Regions from separate parts of the Homo sapiens genome. Here region 2 is linked to region 1. A link is a contact called in ENCODE Hi-C data. All regions are on one chromosome and are shown on one strand. The core of a region is the stretch at or near the end of the contact, and the rest is flanking DNA. Distances in the headings are between cores, read along the strand shown. Region 1 holds the start of CTSL (cathepsin L). Region 2 holds the start of SECISBP2 (SECIS binding protein 2).

Region 1 (6,389 bases), core at 572-3,071:
TAGCAACAGAAAAGAGACTAGGACAGATATCACAGTTAGATTGTATTCTACACATTGTGACTGGTTCTCCAGAGAAGCAATGCATAAAAAGAGGAATAATCGGCCGGGCACGGTGGCTCACACCTGTAATTCCAGCACTCTGGGAGGCCAAGGCAGGCGAATCACGAGGTCAGGAGTTCAAGACCAGTCTGGTCAATATGGTGAAACCCCATCTCTACTAAAAATACAAAAATTAGCCAGGCGTGGTGGTGCGCGCCTGTAGTCCCAGCTCCTCTGGAGGCTGAGGCAGAGGAATCACTTGAACCCAGGAGGCAGACATTGCAGTGAGCTGCGATTGCGCCACTGCACTCCAGCCTGAACAACAGAGCCAGACTCCGTCTCAAAAAAAAAAAAAGAGGAATAATCTCCAAAATAGTAAACAAATTCCTGCAGACAGGAAATATAATGGTAGATACCTGAGCTAGGAGAGGGGGAATGGGGAACTATTATTCAATGGATACAGTTTCAGTTTAGGAAGATAAACAAGCTCTGGGAATAAACAGTAGTAATGGTTACACAATGTGAAGGTACTTAATGCTACTGAACTCAAAGTTGGTTAAAATGGTACTTGCTATGTGAGGTATATTTTACCACTTAAAAAACTATAGGTGATTGTGCTTCTAAAAGAGTTATCAGTTTAATCTTCAATAGAAATCAATGGACTTTGTTCATTTTTAACAAAGTCAAAATATGCATACGAAAAGGTTATGGGGTAAAGGCAGAGGTAATTATTTTTTTCCCCGAAAGGTATTTTCTACAATGAATGTTTTTATGTAATAAAAAATGAAATGACAAAAGTTTAGAATGTTTGTGGGTTTTGTTCCTTAAATCCTTAATTACATAAATTAATATCTACATTATACAGATTAAGATACATATTTTTCCTCTATCTACAACATTTCTCCATTCTCTGTATCTTAAATCCTGACATTAAATGTCATTAAATTTCTTAAATCTCAAGAGAACGACTTGGTTACCAAGGAAGATATAATCCATAGCCTAGAGAGTGGGCGAATAAAAGCAGCTTCTAATGTTCTCAACTGCTTTTCTCCTGTCAACCAAATGTTTCTGTAAATAACTCATTTCTGTTGGTTTTGGGTAAGACGTGGGAGAAGGAAGAATCCCTGAATGGAGGAGTCTGGAAAGGATGCTTGACAAAACGCCCGCGCTCTCTGGAGACGCAGCCAGTCTCCTCCCTCCTAGGGTCTGGTCTTGACGATAGCATCTCGTGTTTTGGGGATGCCTTTCCTTACCAGATTCTTCTAAAGCCCAGCTGCACCCACCCTTAAGTGGGAGATAAGGCTTCTGCCCGCGGGCTCTGCGTTCGTCCACCCGGCCCCACGTTTGCTGTGGACTAAACAGGAGCCACTGGACTAGAGTACACTTGACTCTCGGCTCTGCGGACCAAAAATTCCAGGACTAAGGAATAGCAAGGTTAGGCTGAAACAGTCCACACAGGGCTTGCGGTAAACGTCTTTTCAGGAGCCACTCGCCCAGTGCAGTAAGTCGTGTACTTAGTTGACTCGAGCGCTCCAGGGAGACGCCCGACCCTACTCTGCGCCGCCCCGGGGCACCAGCTCTGCTTCCTCCAGGTCCACTGAGGCAGGCACGCCCAGCTCTGGGACAGTCAGTAAACAAGCCACGAACCGCGCCAGGGATCAGAGCACCCAGAGTCCCCGCCCAGCTGCCGGCACAGCCAATCGCAGCGCAGCCAGGCGGCGGGGCGGTGCCGGCCGAACCCAGACCCGAGGTTTTAGAAGCAGAGTCAGGCGAAGCTGGGCCAGAACCGCGACCTCCGCAACCTTGAGCGGCATCCGTGGAGTGCGCCTGCGCAGCTACGACCGCAGCAGGAAAGCGCCGCCGGCCAGGCCCAGCTGTGGCCGGACAGGGACTGGAAGAGAGGACGCGGTCGAGTAGGTGTGCACCAGCCCTGGCAACGAGAGCGTCTACCCCGAACTCTGCTGGCCTTGAGGTGGGGAAGCCGGGGAGGGCAGTTGAGGACCCCGCGGAGGCGCGTGACTGGTTGAGCGGGCAGGCCAGCCTCCGAGCCGGGTGGACACAGGTACCGCAGCCAGGCCGCGCCGCGCCGACTCAGGGCCTGGCCCGGCCAGACAGGGAAGCTCAGTCCCCGCACGCCAGACAGCGGTACTCCTGCTGGCGTCACCGCAAACATCCTCTGACCGCTACAGCCAGTGTGTGGCGCAGGCGTCATGTCCCCGGCCCTGCCACGCCTGGAGCCCTGGAAGCTGGCTGCAGGGCGCTGGCTTCCCGCGTGCGGCCATATGACCCCGTCCCTGATTTAGGGGAGCAGTTTGGGGTGTCGGCAGCACAGGCCCAAGTGAATGAAGGAGGGAGCAGTGCGTGCTCTCCTTCCCAGTTTTTCCTGGGAAAGCATTTCAGAAAGGTTTCATTTAAGGAGAGGTTGGGGCGGCGCGGTGGCTCACTCCTGTAATCCCAGCACTTTGGGAGGCTGAGGTGGGCGGATCACCTGAGGTCAGTAGTTCGAGACCAGCCTGGCCAACATGGTGAAACCCCGTCTCTACTGAAAATACAAAATTAGACGGGCGAGGCGGCGCACGCCTGTAGTTCCAGCTATTCAAGAGGCTGAGGAAGAATGGCTTGAACCCGGGAGGCAGAGGTTGCTGTGAGCCGATATCGCGCCGTTGAACTCCAGCCTGGGCCACAGAGCAAGACTCCATCTCAAAAAATAAATAAATAAATAAATAAATAAATAAATAAATAAATAGGAGAGATTGGAAAACTTATCTCAGCTTTTGGTGTTTGTTAGTCAGGAAGATGTGTGAAGGCCTCCTAACTCTTGGGGATCTCTTTGTCCCTACTTGGGAATCCCACCTTATCATTAGTGAGGTTTTGCCTGGGCACGAAACCTGGATTTTTTGCGATTGGTACAAAACCTGGATCAACCGTTTCCCGGTTTCCTAGTTGTTGCCTTAAGCTTCTCACACACAAGGTAGTTTCATACCGTTCTCATAACCTAAATTGTCATCGCATAAACTGTTTCAGCTCCTACAGCTCTGGACAGGCTGCTTTTCATTTTGGTGAGTCCATCCAGTACCTCCACGTGCCCTGTTTTTCTCCAGGCACATCCTTGGCCTCTTCCACAGTCCTTGGGTAAATGCTTGGGAGAATAATTTAAATATTTTTATTCTACCATGGTGGCCCTAATTTTTCAGGGGGCAGTAAGATGGCTTTTTAGGATTGGTCTAATCAGATCCTCATTTTTGTTCCCTTCCTAGGTTTTAAAACATGAATCCTACACTCATCCTTGCTGCCTTTTGCCTGGGAATTGCCTCAGCTACTCTAACATTTGATCACAGTTTAGAGGCACAGTGGACCAAGTGGAAGGCGATGCACAACAGATTATACGGCATGGTTAGTGAAACTTCCCCAGAAAGAATAGTCCTGGCTGTTGAGAAGTTTTAGTCAGAGAGTAGCTTCTAGAGGCCAGCTTTTACCAATAGCCTAATGTAATAACCTAATGGCGTGGATTATGAGCACAATGTGGACATTCATCCTTGTTGTGTCTCAGTTTGGAGAACAGCATCCCCAGAGGTGTCAAGCCTTCCCTTGCCATGGTTTCTCTTCCATCTCTGTCTGCAGATTCACTTGGTGAGGATGAGTTGGGTTTTAGGTAGAAGTAAAGAGCATCAGTTACATGTTTGCCTCTAGAATGAAGAAGGATGGAGGAGAGCAGTGTGGGAGAAGAACATGAAGATGATTGAACTGCACAATCAGGAATACAGGGAAGGGAAACACAGCTTCACAATGGCCATGAACGCCTTTGGAGACATGGTAAGTGTGCTGTGGACTGCCGAGCTCTGTGCTTCCTCTCTTCGGTTCTTTACTAAGGTAATCTCTTGCTTTTCAACATTTTATTTCCTTTTCCTTGAAGACCAGTGAAGAATTCAGGCAGGTGATGAATGGCTTTCAAAACCGTAAGCCCAGGAAGGGGAAAGTGTTCCAGGAACCTCTGTTTTATGAGGCCCCCAGATCTGTGGATTGGAGAGAGAAAGGCTACGTGACTCCTGTGAAGAATCAGGTGAGACAGTGTCAGGTTCAGACCTCCCATCTTCCCAGGAAAGCCAAGAAGTGATTGACATCTTTGTTTTGGTAGACTTTAAAGTGATGTACAGTTCACTTTTTAACAGTATTCAGATGTGTGAGCTGTTGTCAAAGTCTTATTATTTTTTTTTTGTGGATGACAGCTTTTTTTAATTCCCTTTTCAGGGTCAGTGTGGTTCTTGTTGGGCTTTTAGTGCTACTGGTGCTCTTGAAGGACAGATGTTCCGGAAAACTGGGAGGCTTATCTCACTGAGTGAGCAGAATCTGGTAGACTGCTCTGGGCCTCAAGGCAATGAAGGCTGCAATGGTGGCCTAATGGATTATGCTTTCCAGTATGTTCAGGATAATGGAGGCCTGGACTCTGAGGAATCCTATCCATATGAGGCAACAGTAAGTGGAGCTCCTTGTCATCATTCCAGCTCAGCTTTTGGAAGGTGGACACTTTAAGAGATAACAGATACCTTTTTCGGAATTCATATATTAGGGCTGGGTGGGGTGGCTCACGCCTGTAATCCCAGCCCTTTAGGAGGCTGAGCCAGGCAGATGGCTTAAGCTCAGGAGTTTGAGACCAGCCTGGGCAACAAGGTGAAACCTTGACTCTATCAAAAATACAACGAAAATTAGCCGGCTGTGGTGGTGTGCGTCTGTGGTCCCAGCTATGCTGAGGTAGGGCGATTGCTTGAGTGTGGGAGGTGGTTGTGCAAATGCACTCTCCAGTCTGAGTGACAGAATGAGACCCTGTCTCCAAAAAAAAAAAAAAGTTCACATATTAGATGGCAGAATATATATCTGCAAATTGTCAGTACTGTCATTATAAATTATTAGCCTTTGCACAATCCTGTGATTAGATGGGTAACATATAGCTGTTCTTGCTTCTATGTAACGTGAAGAATATACAAGCCATTCTAAATATACACATTTCTCTATTGTGAAAAATGTCTTATGGAAGTAAACCCAGAGGTCTCATTGAAGAGACTGGAGTCAATTTTCAGTTTCAGATTAACTAATAGCATTTCACTTCCTGGGATGATTTATAACAGTGGTGACTTGGAAATACTAAGCTGCACACTGCTGAGTGTTGTGGTTCTAACTCATGTTCTCCAGGAGGAGGACAGCAGTAATCAAGTCTTTTTTTTCCCTTTACCTTTGAAAGGAAGAATCCTGTAAGTACAATCCCAAGTATTCTGTTGCTAATGACACCGGCTTTGTGGACATCCCTAAGCAGGAGAAGGCCCTGATGAAGGCAGTTGCAACTGTGGGGCCCATTTCTGTTGCTATTGATGCAGGTCATGAGTCCTTCCTGTTCTATAAAGAAGGTAAGCATATTTTTCTTTGTAGAAATTGATGCAGAAAAAGAGTATCATGACATACGAGCATGATAGACTCTGGTTTGCAAGTAAAGTTCAGTGTAGATATTTAGGTGCTTAGCATCATAGTTGTTCATTCTGTACATGCAATATTTATACCTGATGTTTCCATTTGACATTATGTTGCGTATATCTCCATGAATATAAGTACTTCATAACTTTTTATAAATAGCTATATTTACTGTGTAGTTTAATATACTTAAAATATTCTGCAATTGTTGGATTTTTATAATTTTTCCAAAGATTTTTACTTCTATTATTAAATCCGAAAAGAGCCTTTTGATTCAAGGATTTTAGTGTTCTGTGCTATTTTTTTAGATTGATATCCTAGAGTAGAATTACAAGCTTACAAAGAGGGGTCTTTTTTTCCTCTAGGAAAGCTTTTTTTTAATGAAGGATTTATGCTGATTTCTATTTCTGCTAGTTGTAAATGAGAGCTTAAATCCCTGGCCTTCTTATTGTTGTTAAGTACTATCTGGAATGTGTGTCACTTCACTGAATTCAGAGATGCCTCATTCCCTGTGGGTGACAGGATGGGTTACTGTCATGTGTCCTCTGGAGCTTCTCACCCCAGCCCTCATTTTACCATCCCAGGCATTTATTTTGAGCCAGACTGTAGCAGTGAAGACATGGATCATGGTGTGCTGGTGGTTGGCTACGGATTTGAAAGCACAGAATCAGATAACAATAAATATTGGCTGGTGAAGAACAGGTATAAATTGCCAGAAATACTTACATTTGAAATTCAAAAGAGAATACTTATTTGCAAACAGTGTTTGGATACAGTTCCACATGCCCTTAGGCATACTTCTGAAATCCCCAGAAGTCTAAGTTGAACATATAATATTAATGTTTGATTATAAAAGTAAGAAACTGTCACAAATATCTTGGGAGTATGAA
Region 2 (6,389 bases), core at 1,690-4,189, 1.6 Mb after region 1:
AAAATCTGTATCATTGTTAACAGTATCCCAAAGCATTTTATCATAAGTATATCCTAAGACAAGTGTTCTTATCTATGTGTGGAAATTGATTTAATTTAAAGTGATTCTTCAGCCCTCTGAAAGGATATATACCACATGAAGTTTAAATGAGGTAATAGCATATGAACTCAACTGTGCTTATGGGTACCTTATGCTATTATGTGGTATTAACCAAAAGTTTTTCAGGTGTTAAATAGTAAACTCTACTAAAACTTTGTGGGTTTTCTAGACTAAAACAGTGTGGGTTAAATTTTATATTTGGATTATCAGTAAATCTAACAGCATTTATAATGCTTTGAACAAAATTTGAAGACATACTATAGAAGCTGAAGTAGGTGGAATTAAAACTATCTTCTACTCTGCTGTTAAAGAAAAGCATTGCATCGAAAACTCTAAAAGGACTCATCACTTTCTTGGGATTGAGATACGTAATCCTATTAGAATTCAGTCCAGATAATACAAAAGCAACTGAAGAACTTAAGTGTAGATTTCTGTGCCCCACCTATTGAAACAGAATCTATGGGGATGAGCATTAGTATGAGATCCTGTAGGTGATTTGAAGGAGGTGTTTTTCCCTATAAAGAGGTAATCTTTTTACTTTTAATCTATTTACTGTAGACAGTAACTGTGAAAAAAAAATCATTTTGGATACCTCAAACCAATTAATAGTGGACTTAGTTTATTTTATTCTGGCTTAGTTGAGAATACTTTTGAATTTCTGTTGAGTATATGAAAATCATATTAAAATGATTCAAAACATTTTCTTTCCACAGAACCACATATTCTTCTCTTTAGACGACCTCTTCCAAAAGATCAACAAAAATGAAGTTTATCTGGGGATCGTCAAATCTTTTTCAAATTTAATGTATATGTGTATATAAGGTAGTATTCAGTGAATACTTGAGAAATGTACAAATCTTTCATCCATACCTGTGCATGAGCTGTATTCTTCACAGCAACAGAGCTCAGTTAAATGCAACTGCAAGTAGGTTACTGTAAGATGTTTAAGATAAAAGTTCTTCCAGTCAGTTTTTCTCTTAAGTGCCTGTTTGAGTTTACTGAAACAGTTTACTTTTGTTCAATAAAGTTTGTATGTTGCATTTATCACTGTTTCAAGTTTTTGAGGTATATTTTCTTAATTTGTGACTATTGAAATTTGTGACTATTGAAATTGATTTCAGTGTTATAGTTTTAGCTCTGAGGAAGTTAACTTACCTTAAAGATGATGTTAAATGAGTTTAAAATAGTGCGGTATGATCTGGATACCATTTAATTCACTTAATGAAGAAATTAATTACCAGGGATATGTTTAAACTAAAGCCAAAGTAGATTTTACCTCTTGAATTCCTGGAGAATTGTCTAGAACAGGAAAGCCCAAATTAATACTATCTGGGCTACTTCACTGGCCACTGGTGGTCTTGGGAGAAACCTCTTTTTTATCCTCTTCTACATTTCCAAAGTAGGGATAATGTTTCCTATAAAGTATCACCACATTTTTAAAAGTTCAAAAACACTGTAAAACACCTTTGCCTTTTTAGCTGCTAGGAAAGTGTTTTGGAGTTATTCTAATTAATTGCTATGCTATAGAAACATCTTAAATGAGCAGCCAGCATACATCAGGTCCATTGGTTAAGAAAGGGTGTCTTTACACATGAGGGCAATAAATTTTGAAGGTTGTGATTAGCAGCATCCTAAAATCTACTGCCACTACCATAGGTTGTGTCCAGGGTAACCAACAGAAACATGACAAAATCAAGTAAACTTCATTACACTTCCGGGTAGACCCAATAGTGCTGAAAGGAAGGCGACAGCTACCCCTAAACTTCCAGCATAAATTCCTGCCAGACCAGACCCTAAGGATCACTTCTGCTAGAGGCTGTGTAGTGAACTGAGACCCACCAGGACAGAAATCTGAAAAAACTGGAGCTGCACCTGCCTTACTTGCTTGAAATACTTCGTATTCAATGGTAGAGTTAACGTCTGTGCAAGGGACAGAGGAAACCTACAATTTGCCTCAACCTAATCCCCATTCCTCAAATAGCCTGTTTTGCTGACATTTTCTGTTCCTTAAATCCACTTGCACTTTCCTCCAAGCCTTTGAGTGAGAGGAAAGTTCCTCCTCCATCTATTGAAATCCACTCTGCATTCTTCCCTGTACTTTTGGTCAACCTCCTATCCCTGCCGCACTTTATACATTTCTCTCAATATTTAACGAATTTGCTCTGTGTAGAACTTTTTTTTTCTCGTGAAAATTATACTATTCCATCTCTTGACCATATCTTAGCACTTTTTTTAATTTTTGAAAGAAACCGAGCGATTTTTAAATTATTTTCTGTGGCTACTTCCAAACTTAAGGTTTCTGGAAATTTAGGATACCATCAAGAGTCTTGTAGGCTTTCCAGGTTTGTAGGACCTACAGGGTATGCAATTCCTGTAAGTCACCAATCTTGGGGAAATTTTAGGGAAATGCAGTGGCGGGGGTGAGAGTAATCTCGGCCTCCTCAGTTTCCTTATTAGTAAATCTTTCTCTTCAGGTGACTGCTCAAAGGTCACCTCAGCGAGAGGCCTTTCCAGACTACCCCATCCCGTCCTAACGCTAGACTCGTGAGGCCCAGGGGAGAAAAGTAAATCACGGCCTAACTCTTGTTTATAGTCGCTACTGCCTTGGTGGAGACTATCTCCGATATCCCAGCACTAAAAGGCAGATCCAAGACTCCCGCAAGCTACGGTGGGTCCCCAGCCCAGAGGACTCCTGGGGGTCCCCATTTTCCGCAAGCGCCCCACTGCCTCCACGTGCTGCCCGCGCAGGTCCAGTGCCGCCGCCGCGTACTTCCGGCCGGAAGAAAGGGCGGGCTCTGTCGCTTTGCTGTGACGCACTTCCTGGCGTCGCCTGCGGGGGCGGAAACGCTTTGTCTGTCCGGCAAGCCGACGGCCCGCTGCTGGCCTCCGTGACGCGGCCTCCTCCGCGCCTCGCGGCATGGCGTCGGAGGGGCCGCGGGAGCCCGAAAGCGAGGTAAGGGCCGACGGGGGCTCTCTCGGCAGCCTCAGTCCGTCCGCCTGCCTCGCACTGGGGGCTCGGCCGGGCGGTGACGGGGCTGGTCCAGCGGGCGTGGGTCGGATGCTGGTGACGGCACGGGAGCGCCCTACCGGGTGGCCGCGATCTTCGCGCCCCGCCTCGGGTCCGCCTTGGGGTGGCGGTCAGCGGCTACAGACCCCGCCCACAGTTAGCGCCGCGTCTGTGGTGCGATGTCACCCAGCGCAGTGACTGCGGCCCAGCCCGGCGCTCCCCGCAGTCGGGGCGGGGGGACTCTGGCGAGCTTCCCGCGCTCTTGGGAACGGATAGATTGTTTTAAAGGATCCTGCGTTTTTCTGAACGTCATTCTCCGCTCTACGTACTCAGCATTACCACTAGATGGAGCCCTGGCGATCGCTTGCATCATTTTTAGACCCATAAAATTCTCGGTGAAAGTAAATCTCTTACTACGTCACTAAAAACTAAAGAAAGAAATCTTAGTGAATTGAAATTTCAAAGGCTCGTGGTGATAATATTTTCTAGCAAAGCAAGGTTTGGTATTTCAATAAAGCAAGACTTAGTGGTTCATGAGTAAAATGCATATGCTTTTGTGCAACTTTTTCAAGAAAATGTAATGGAAATAAACGTCTGCAGTGTGTTTTGGGTGCTGTAGTTAAACAGTCCACGTGTATTTGACTGCAGTAGTTGTACTGTGTGCAGTTCTATTATTTCTAAGTGAATCTGTGGTAAAAACACCCTTATTCCAAGATCTAAACTATATAATCTGTGTTGTTTTATTTCCACTTGAATTCGTTGTCATTTTTCACTTTTAATGTTTGAACTACTGCCTTTTCTACAAAAAAAAAAGCATTGGGGAGAAATCGTTAGCAAGCAGGTTCTTGTCTTTACGAGGCAGAAGTTTTTAAACAACATCGGGAACATTTCTGGGGCTATTAGGAACACCTCTTGGGTCTTTTTGTTTGTTTATATTTGCTTGATCTCTGAATGTTTGTGGCCAAAACCTCATATTTTTCCTCAGGGCATCAAGTTATCAGCAGATGTCAAACCATTTGTCCCCAGATTTGCCGGGCTCAATGTGGCATGGTTAGAGTCCTCAGAAGCATGTGTCTTCCCCAGCTCTGCAGCCACATACTATCCGTTTGTTCAGGAACCACCAGTGACAGAGTATGTATCTTTCTAAAAGTCTTACCTAGGGGCTTACATTTTGGATTTAATGGTGATTAGACTTTCAAATACTCAGCAGTTACTGCACTAAAGTTCTGCAGATGATGAGAGAATGCTCTTCAACCAAGAAGAGTCTGAGCCAGTAGCACAACTTAACTGTATCCTGTGCCAAAAACAGAAGCTTTAACTCCCCTTTTTTTTCTTCATACTCATTGTTATTTTCGGCAAAGAAATAGTAGAGACTGCATTGCATTTGTTAATAAGAAATGCAGTTTCAGGCCAGGCGCTGTGGCTCACGCCTGTAATCCCAGCACTTTGGGAGGCCGAGGTGGGTGGATCACCTGAGGTCAGGAGTTCAAGACCAGTGTGACCAACATGGTGAAACTCCGTCTCCACAAAAATACAAAAATTAATCAGGTATGGTGGCGGACACCTGTAATCCCAGGTATTCGGGAGACTGGGGCAGCAGAATCCTTTGAACCTGGGAGGCAGAGGTTGCAGTGGGCCAAGATAGCACCACTACACTCAAGCCTGGCTGACAGAGTGAGACTCTGTCTCAAAAAAAAAAAAAAAAAAAAAAAAATCCCGTTTCAAGGTTCATTTGTTCATATGGTTTAAAAATATATCATATATCTAATGGGAGATGAAATGTGGAGGGAAGGGCAAAGAAAGGACCAAATAAACGTACTCCTCCTTTTTAAGGTTAACATTTTAAAATCTTGTTGAGCGAAGGGGAGGGGACTAGCAACCATAGCTGCCTCTGTGTGGATAATTTTTTGGAAATTGTTGACTTTTGCTTTCCACCTTTTTACTTTATATCTGTTAATATGGAGATGAATTTTACACATTTCAGGCTTAAGTTCTTCTAAATTTGAGTTGAAAGAAGGCTTACATTTTTCCTTACATTTTCTTTTTCCTTCTCAGGATTCATTCTCTAGGTTTACAAAATGGCTTCCTCTTGCAGCTGAATTTAGACAAAAAAAGTATTAATCTTTCACATAATTGTGTAGATTTATTTGTAGATCTGTTTTTAAGATTTGCATCAGGTGTAGTTCTAATCTAAGAATCCTAATGCTTTTTTCTTCTTTGATATGATTCTAACTTGTTTCCTTTTATTTGTGCCTGCATGATGTAATTGAAAATAGTTTGTACTGTATATAAATTCTAGAATTATATTTGCAAGAATGAGAATTGTAATGAATAAGAAAATGATTGAGTTGTCTTTTGTGTTTAGGAAATACTGAAAGTTGTATTTTTTTGACGAAAGTTGAAACACTACCTTTATATGCTGGAATTTGGTCTTTGGTAGGAATACCCTATTTTTCCACTGTATTTCATCCACTGTAAAGGGGAGTTTGGCATGGGTCTCACTTGAGTTGTTCCCTACCTTGAGTGTCTCACATAACAAAATACAAAAATATATCTCAGTGACAAGAGCTCAAAGCCATCTGCTAGGTGGTATTTAGTTACTCAAAATAGTGGTGGAAAACATTCACATGGCTAAAGGAACATTTTGGCAGTAACATGAGTGGAGACTAATCAGAGACTCAAGAATGGGCAGTGCTGAATTTAAAAATTAGTTTTCTTGGCCGGGTGTGGTGGCTCATGCCTGTAATCCCAGCACTTTGGGAGGCCAAGGCGGGTGGATCACGAGGTCAGGAGTTCAAGACGAGCCTGACCAACATGGTGAAACCCCATCTCTACTACAGAAATACAAAAATTAGCCGGGTGTGGTGGCAGGTGCCTGTAATCCCAGTTACTCGGGAGGCTGAGGTAGAGAATTGCTTGAACCCAGGAGATGGAGGTTGCAGTGAGCCAAGACTGCGCCACTGCACTTCAGCCTGGGCAACAGAACAAGACTCTCTCTCAAAAAAAAAAAAATAGTTTTCTTAACTCTTCTTTTTTAGCTTTGGTTTATGACCAAGGAAAAGTATTCACGCCTGGCAAGAAAACAAGGATAAGGAAGGCATTAAGTTGAAGAGGAAGAGTTAGAAAGGAAAAGATCCTTTAAAGTGGGGATGAAATAATGAGACTTCACATGGTTGAGAATTGATTATCTGAGCAGTTCTAATATAGATTAAAAATTGCATTGCCATAGTCAGATTACATGTAAATGGAGATCTCTTGCTGCTGTGACAAAAGGAATAGAAGT

What was found. A loop is a pair of places that touch in the nucleus more often than their neighbours do. Pooled maps may share reads with other maps.
Region 2: a map of ascending aorta shows a loop between it and region 1 (6-fold over the local background). The contact joins the promoter of SECISBP2 here to the promoter of CTSL in region 1. A Hi-C loop is called at or near these places in 2 of 168 maps with a recorded cell type or tissue (IMR-90 and ascending aorta) and 12 of 50 pooled maps.

What each region holds. Positions count from the first base shown.
Region 1 is chr9:87,724,298-87,730,686 of GRCh38, forward strand. CTSL (cathepsin L) reads left to right here and starts at 1,822. Exons shown (of 8, transcript NM_001912.5): 1 at 1,822-2,101; 2 at 3,297-3,432; 3 at 3,730-3,852; 4 at 3,953-4,099; 5 at 4,288-4,512; 6 at 5,276-5,438; 7 at 6,084-6,201. The coding sequence starts at 3,307. RefSeq lists promoters at 28-1,895, 246-1,867, 350-1,895, 362-1,794, 564-1,895 and 7 more, cis regulatory regions at 811-813, 879-881, 1,038-1,225, 1,223-1,230, 1,302-1,452 and 12 more and an enhancer at 1,613-2,134.
Region 2 is chr9:89,315,561-89,321,949 of GRCh38, forward strand. It overlaps SECISBP2 (SECIS binding protein 2), which reads left to right and starts at 2,940. Exons shown (of 17, transcript NM_024077.5): 1 at 2,940-3,052; 2 at 4,092-4,237. The coding sequence starts at 3,017. It overlaps CKS2 (CDC28 protein kinase regulatory subunit 2), which reads left to right. Exons shown (of 3, transcript NM_001827.3): 3 at 813-1,143. The coding sequence ends at 865. RefSeq lists an enhancer at 2,590-2,809 and a silencer at 2,980-3,299.